Regions from separate parts of the Homo sapiens genome. Here region 2 is linked to region 1. A link is a loop called in an ENCODE intact Hi-C map of the cell type or tissue named here. Cell type or tissue: PC-3. All regions are shown on one strand. Links, peaks and the distances in the headings refer to the core of each region. The heading gives the core; the rest is flanking DNA. Region 1 has its middle 69 kb from the start of LINC02199. Region 2 has its middle 61 kb from the start of MIR4636.

Region 1 (2,929 bases), core at 303-2,802:
TGGAAACGGGCACTCCCTGGTATAAGCAAAATCCCACAGCTGTCCACCATTGACAGCAAATGGGTTCCCAAAACAATAGAGACTGAAAGTAGTAATTATATTTTAAATATTTTATATGATACAATTTGATTTCTTTCAATTTATATTTTTATTAGTGACACGATTCCTCTAGTGAACTACAAAACTTGTAACTATTAAACTTAAAGAGCAAACTGCCTAATCTTAATTTCAGTCAGATTATCTCATCTATACATCATGCTTTAGTAGAAAATATGTTAACCTGGACTCTAAATTCAGCATGAAAAGTTACGGCCACATTTTCCTCCCAAAACCTCAGTGTCTTTATTTAAAGCAACACAAACCGAACACCTACCTTCACTACTTAATGAATTTTTTGAGAGTTTGAATTGAAATAATTTATGGGAAAGATGTGAGTCACCTTAAACCACTGTAGAGGCACAAAGGCCTATTAGGAAGCTGAATTTACAACATAGAGTTTAAATTAAAAATTTCTGAGTCACAGGTATTCAATGTGTCATCTGTTCAAAGTTTACATAAAGCAAGAGGTTATTATTTTAGTCTGGTTATGATGTTAGCTTTTTGGAATTCACATTTAAATCAAACTGGACAGTAGGATGGAATCTGGACTTTTTTTTTCAAATCTCCTTCAATTATTAATAGATCGATATTGCTATGTGTGTTTGTGTGTAAGAATAAAACACATAGTCATATACGTTAATGTCAGCACTTCCTGGAAAAACCACGGCTTAAAAGCACGTACTTCTGCTGGAAAACATAGATTCAACAATTGTTTAACAGACTATAAGAAAGCACTTGATATCAGATTATTTACTCCTCCTACTACTCCGGGCGACCTGTAGCCACTTGGCTTTCCCTGCATGGGGTACCGTGGTGACAGGAGTGCCATGGCTGTGGGTTTCTCTCCCATTTACCTGCCATGACCAGGGGACATGAGAAAGGAGTTGGGGAGACCCCACAGCAAAGCAGCACTGTTCCTCTCTGTAACTCATTGCTCTCTCCTCAGTAGAGAAGTCGCTGGGGAGGTGAAGAATTCTTTAACCTCTATTTCCTCATCTATGGAATGAGGATGATGGGACCAGCCATCACAGAACAGAAGTAAGAATTAAATGATAATTCAGGGAAAAAGTTGTTGGAATCCTTCATCTCTGTGTTCTCTTCCCTCGGTGCCTCCCTGGACACAGGTCCCGTGACTACAGGTAGTGGAAGTATGCAGGATGCCCTGTGCTAGGTCTGGAAACGTCAAAAGGAGCATCTCCATGGAAAAGCTTGCAGTTTTATTTCTTTGTTTTCTGTGAGCGCTTTTTAGAGCTCCAGACTTCTTAGCGCCTCCTTAGGGTTGGCACAAGAGTGAGGGAGACATAGGAGCAGTTCAGCTTCTCTCCACCGGGGGCAGCAGAGAGTCCACCCCAACAACTCTAAAGTGGAGATATTTTTCCTCTGTAAGAAAGAAATTGAGAAGGATAGGTGACTTTCCCAGTGTCACAGAGAGAGTGCACATGACTCATGGTTGGCTGGGTTTAGACTGGATCTTTTGGAACATCCTGCATGTCTTTGGCAAAAAGGAGACCAGCCCACCTCCAGGCACCTGGTCACCTGGGCATGAGATGAAAGAGGGGATATGGGTTTGTCACTCCTTGGAGCCACAAAGCTTGTGCTTGAGGAGAGTATCTCCTTAGTTGGAACATACAAAGGGGCCTGTCCTTCTTCCTATCCAGAGCTTTAGCACTCTTCTCTCCAGTGACGTGGAACCACCGGAGGCATCTGAACCAGCTAAGGGATGCCCAACTTCTGTAGCTCAGAATGACTTGACAGGTGGCCCACTGGAGTGGAAGTTTGATGAACTGACCTCTCAGCAAAGCCATTCACCTGGTAAAATACTATATTCTCCATCATATAGCATGCCTTCGTCTTTGCCAAAACATTTCTTGTTCAGTACTAGTGCATGACTCTACTGCAGGGATTCTGTTTCATTGTTGAAAAGGAACAAAAGAAATATTCATGTAGTGAATTTGAAACTACAGAAAACTGGACTATTTAATGGTATTTACTTCAACATTTATCATAAAACAACTAAATCTATTCTGAATGTCATAAGAGGATGTTGTCCTGGAAAAATTTACTTTCTAGTTTATCTTATTTATGACAAGGATTTGTTGGCAGCAATGAAAGTCTTTCAAAACAAGAGTATAATGATTTGTAACTCAGCCGAGTTCAGAAGTCCTGGTTTAGTAAGATGCAATTAAAGTATAGATCCTCATTAGATGGTATTCCTCAAAATGGTTTACAAATCCAAATGGACAAGCAATTGTTTCATCCATGTATTGTTATTATTAAATATTTATGATTGAATTTTTGATTTAAATGTATCTCAGTTGCATGCATTGAGGAACACTTTTCATAACTGGGAAAAACAAATACTACACAATTTGGATATTATGATGTGAATGTTTTAATAGATTTTCAGAATACTGTGATTTCTCAGAGGTGATATTTATAGCTTAATATAAATTCTGAACACAATATGTCAGATGTGTGACATTAAGCATATGTACTTATACTTAAATATTAATCTAAGGTGTGTGATACCAGGTAACAGGAAGAGTAGATAAAGATATGTCCAGGGTGGCGAAGTTATGACACAGAAAACATAAAACCCCTTCTGTAGACATCACACAGAAATTGTGCCAACTCCATGGAGAGATAAGAACAGTAACCTTTACATCTTCACAAAAATGAGGCAGTAATAGTGCACAAAAATTGTGTACTTAGCGTTTGCCAGGCATCGTGCTAAGGATTTTACATGCATGTCTTATTTAGTCATTAGGATATTTTGGGGAAAGAAAGGCAGAGCTCAGCAACAGGGAGGAGTGGTGGACCTGGCTAAATG
Region 2 (2,929 bases), core at 270-2,769, 85 kb after region 1:
CTAACTCACTTTTTTCACTGTAGGAACTATAAGCTCAGTAAAATACCCCACTTGTGGTGCTTGGAGGAAGGGCACTGCAATCAAAGAGAGTCATCTCCATTACCATCTGATTGTGTTTTTTTTTCAGCTTTGAGGTTCAAGAGAGTATCACAACCTTGCTCCTGATTTAAGAATATTCGGATTGGTAATCATACTTCTGGATAGTTGCTAGTTTGGATTCTGTGGATAGGAATGAAGCTGGAGAACTTCAGCTTCATCATATTTTTTTCATGTGACTTACTGGAATTCTTTATAGACTCTGTGACCTTGAAAAATGAAAAAAACCGTAACACAGAATCTATCTCTTCAAGAAAATAACATCTATTTTCTAGTAAAGTACTTCGATTCTTTGGAAAAACACATATTGTGAACATTCAAGGTCTTCATCATATGAACAGTACCCATTTCTAACATCATTGATCCTTGGTGATACAGCAGAAGGGACTTACTAAATAAACAATAGTCTTGAAAATTATTACAGTTAACTTTTTAAAAGATCAAAGTGATTACATTTCTAACATGGAAAGTATGTTGTTATAGAATTATCAAAGCATTTTAACTTCTGTTTTAGTAACAGTAAGCTAACTGATTTAGCAAAGAGACCCAAAATTGCATAATGGCATAAGCACCATAAAAGTCTGGTCATTGTGCCCACATACCCTTTCAGGTCAATGAGGGGTAAATGAATTACTGATGCAGCAACAGCACAAATGAATCTCAAAATAATTAGGTTGAATTTTGGGGGGTCTCCTCTTGGCAGTGTCAATGTCTTAGTCAACATGTGGTCTCCAAGACTCTCTGGACGTCTCCAACCAACACATGAGCAAAGGCTGAAAGGCTCACACCAGAAGTAACGTGCATTGTTTTCCAATGCTCACATTATATTGGCCAGAATTAGTTATCTGGCCCCACCTAAAGATGCTAGGATAAGAAAATAAATTTCCTGGGTAGCCATTTTCCAGAAACAATTCTAATTCACAAATGGGGAAACAGCAATCTTTGACGACAGTAAACTTTCTTTGACAAATAAGTGTTAAAAGAATTTGTATTTGTTTTATTTATTTTACCCAATACTCTGGAACATTGAAACGTATTCTGGATTTTTCCCCTAAATATTTTTCTCCTTTTTCAAGTCTCTAATCCTTTTCTTTAATCAATAGCATTAAGTATAGGCAAGAGAGTATAAGCTGGTATCCAACAGAGTGTTTAAATATTGCTTCTTAACATATTTATCTATTCTCAGTTTTAGCCCTAGGTGTTTATTATATAATTTCTCTTTGTCATGGCTCTTAATTCTTGTTTGATATAGGATATATGTGATGTATTTTGGCTTATTTCCTCATTTCTAACTTTGAATTACTATTTTCCTGTTAGCAATATGTAATTTACCATTTACCTATTTTGTGAGATATTTTTCAAGGATTATAGTTTTTTTCAGAATTTTTATGTTTTTTTCTAAATTTTCCTTTTCTTTGGGACTTATGTCATATTCTTGCCTTTTGGGTTCCGCCTTTTCTTCTCTTTTTAAACATCTCTAAAATATTTATTTTAAAAATTTTTTGCAAGCTTTGAAACAGTTCCAAAATAGATAAAACCCAAAAGTTAATCAACTGGTGGCAGTTTCTGGATGTCTCTCAAGAAGGTTAAGGAGGGATGTTCTCTTGTGTGCTTCTATTTGTTTCTTACCTGACTTGGGAGCTGTTTAAGGAAGGCACACTTTGCCCCTAGTGGTGAAGACTTTATAGTGAAAGAGTTTTACATTTGTCTCTGCCTGGTCCACAATATTTTATCACTTCTAGACTATTTTTGTTTCCTATCAGCATTACTGAAATGTCTAAGTAACACAACATACATGTTAAAGGTAAAATTGCATAAATTTGACAAATGTATACAATCATGTAACCACAACATTTATTTCCCTTACTCAAATTTCTGTCTAATGTCCTTGTAGAGGATTTGTTCATACTTCCATCCCCAGACCCAGGTAATGCCAAATCTTCTTCCTATTACTAAAATTGTGCCTTTTCCAGAATTTCATATAAATGCAGTCACAAACCATGTGTTTTTTGGGGGTATGCTGGACTTATTTTACTTATTTAATGCTCTTGAGATTCATTTCTGTTGGGTGTATCAGTAGTTTATTCCTTTTTATTGCTAGACTGTATTCCATTAGATGAATATACCACAACTTGTTTATTCATTCACTAGTTGATAGACTTTTGGGCTATTTTTATTCTTTTGCTATTATGAATCTGTGTGCTACACAAATTTTGCATACAAATCTTTGGACAGATGTTCTCATTTCTCTTTGAGTACATATCTAGGAAGGATTGCTAGGTTATATTAAAAAAAGTTTGTCTTTATAAGAAATTGCTGACAATTTTTCAATAAGGCTATTTCATTTTGTATTATCACTAGCTTTGTATAAGAGTTATCCTTGCTCCAAATTCTCTTCATTGTATAGTCCTCTCAGTGTTTATAATTTTGGCCATTATAGTGTGTATGTAGTGATACCTTAGTAAGGTTTAAATTTACACTTCACTAATAATAATGTCCTTCATTTATATGTACTTATTTACATCTGTAATTCTTCCTTGATACGGTGCATGTTCAAATATTGTGTCATATTCTGTGCTGCATTATTTAATTTTAAGTGTGTTTTATATATTCCAGATACAAATTATTTATTAGGTTTATTTTTCAAATATTTTCTCCCAGAATTTTGGTGACTTTTTCATTTTATTAACGGTATCTTTTTTATATGGTTTGACTAAGTCCCCACCCAAATCTCATCTTGACTTGTAGCTCCCATAATCCCCACATGTCATGGGATAGACCCGGTGGGAGGTAAGTGGATCATGGGGTTGGGTTTTCCCATGATGTTCTCATG

What was found. Peaks named below come from ENCODE experiments on the same cell type or tissue, not always from the same donor. Only the 100,000 strongest peaks of a DNase experiment are listed, where the experiment ranks them.
Region 2: it touches region 1 in a loop (2.2-fold over the local background); 2 of 110 quality-filtered maps call a loop at or near these places.

The regions. Positions count from the first base shown.
Region 1 is chr5:8,906,832-8,909,760 of GRCh38, forward strand. No RefSeq gene overlaps it. Among named protein-coding and RNA genes, the nearest start is that of LINC02199, 69 kb to the left of the region's middle. In PC-3, for the core only: a CTCF peak has its summit at 1,422; DNase peaks (open chromatin) are centred at 510 and 1,450; H3K4me3 peaks cover 800 bases; H3K27ac peaks cover 1,421 bases.
Region 2 is chr5:8,991,472-8,994,400 of GRCh38, forward strand. No RefSeq gene overlaps it. Among named protein-coding and RNA genes, the nearest start is that of MIR4636, 61 kb to the right of the region's middle. In PC-3, for the core only: CTCF peaks have their summits at 1,770 and 1,981; a DNase peak (open chromatin) is centred at 1,760.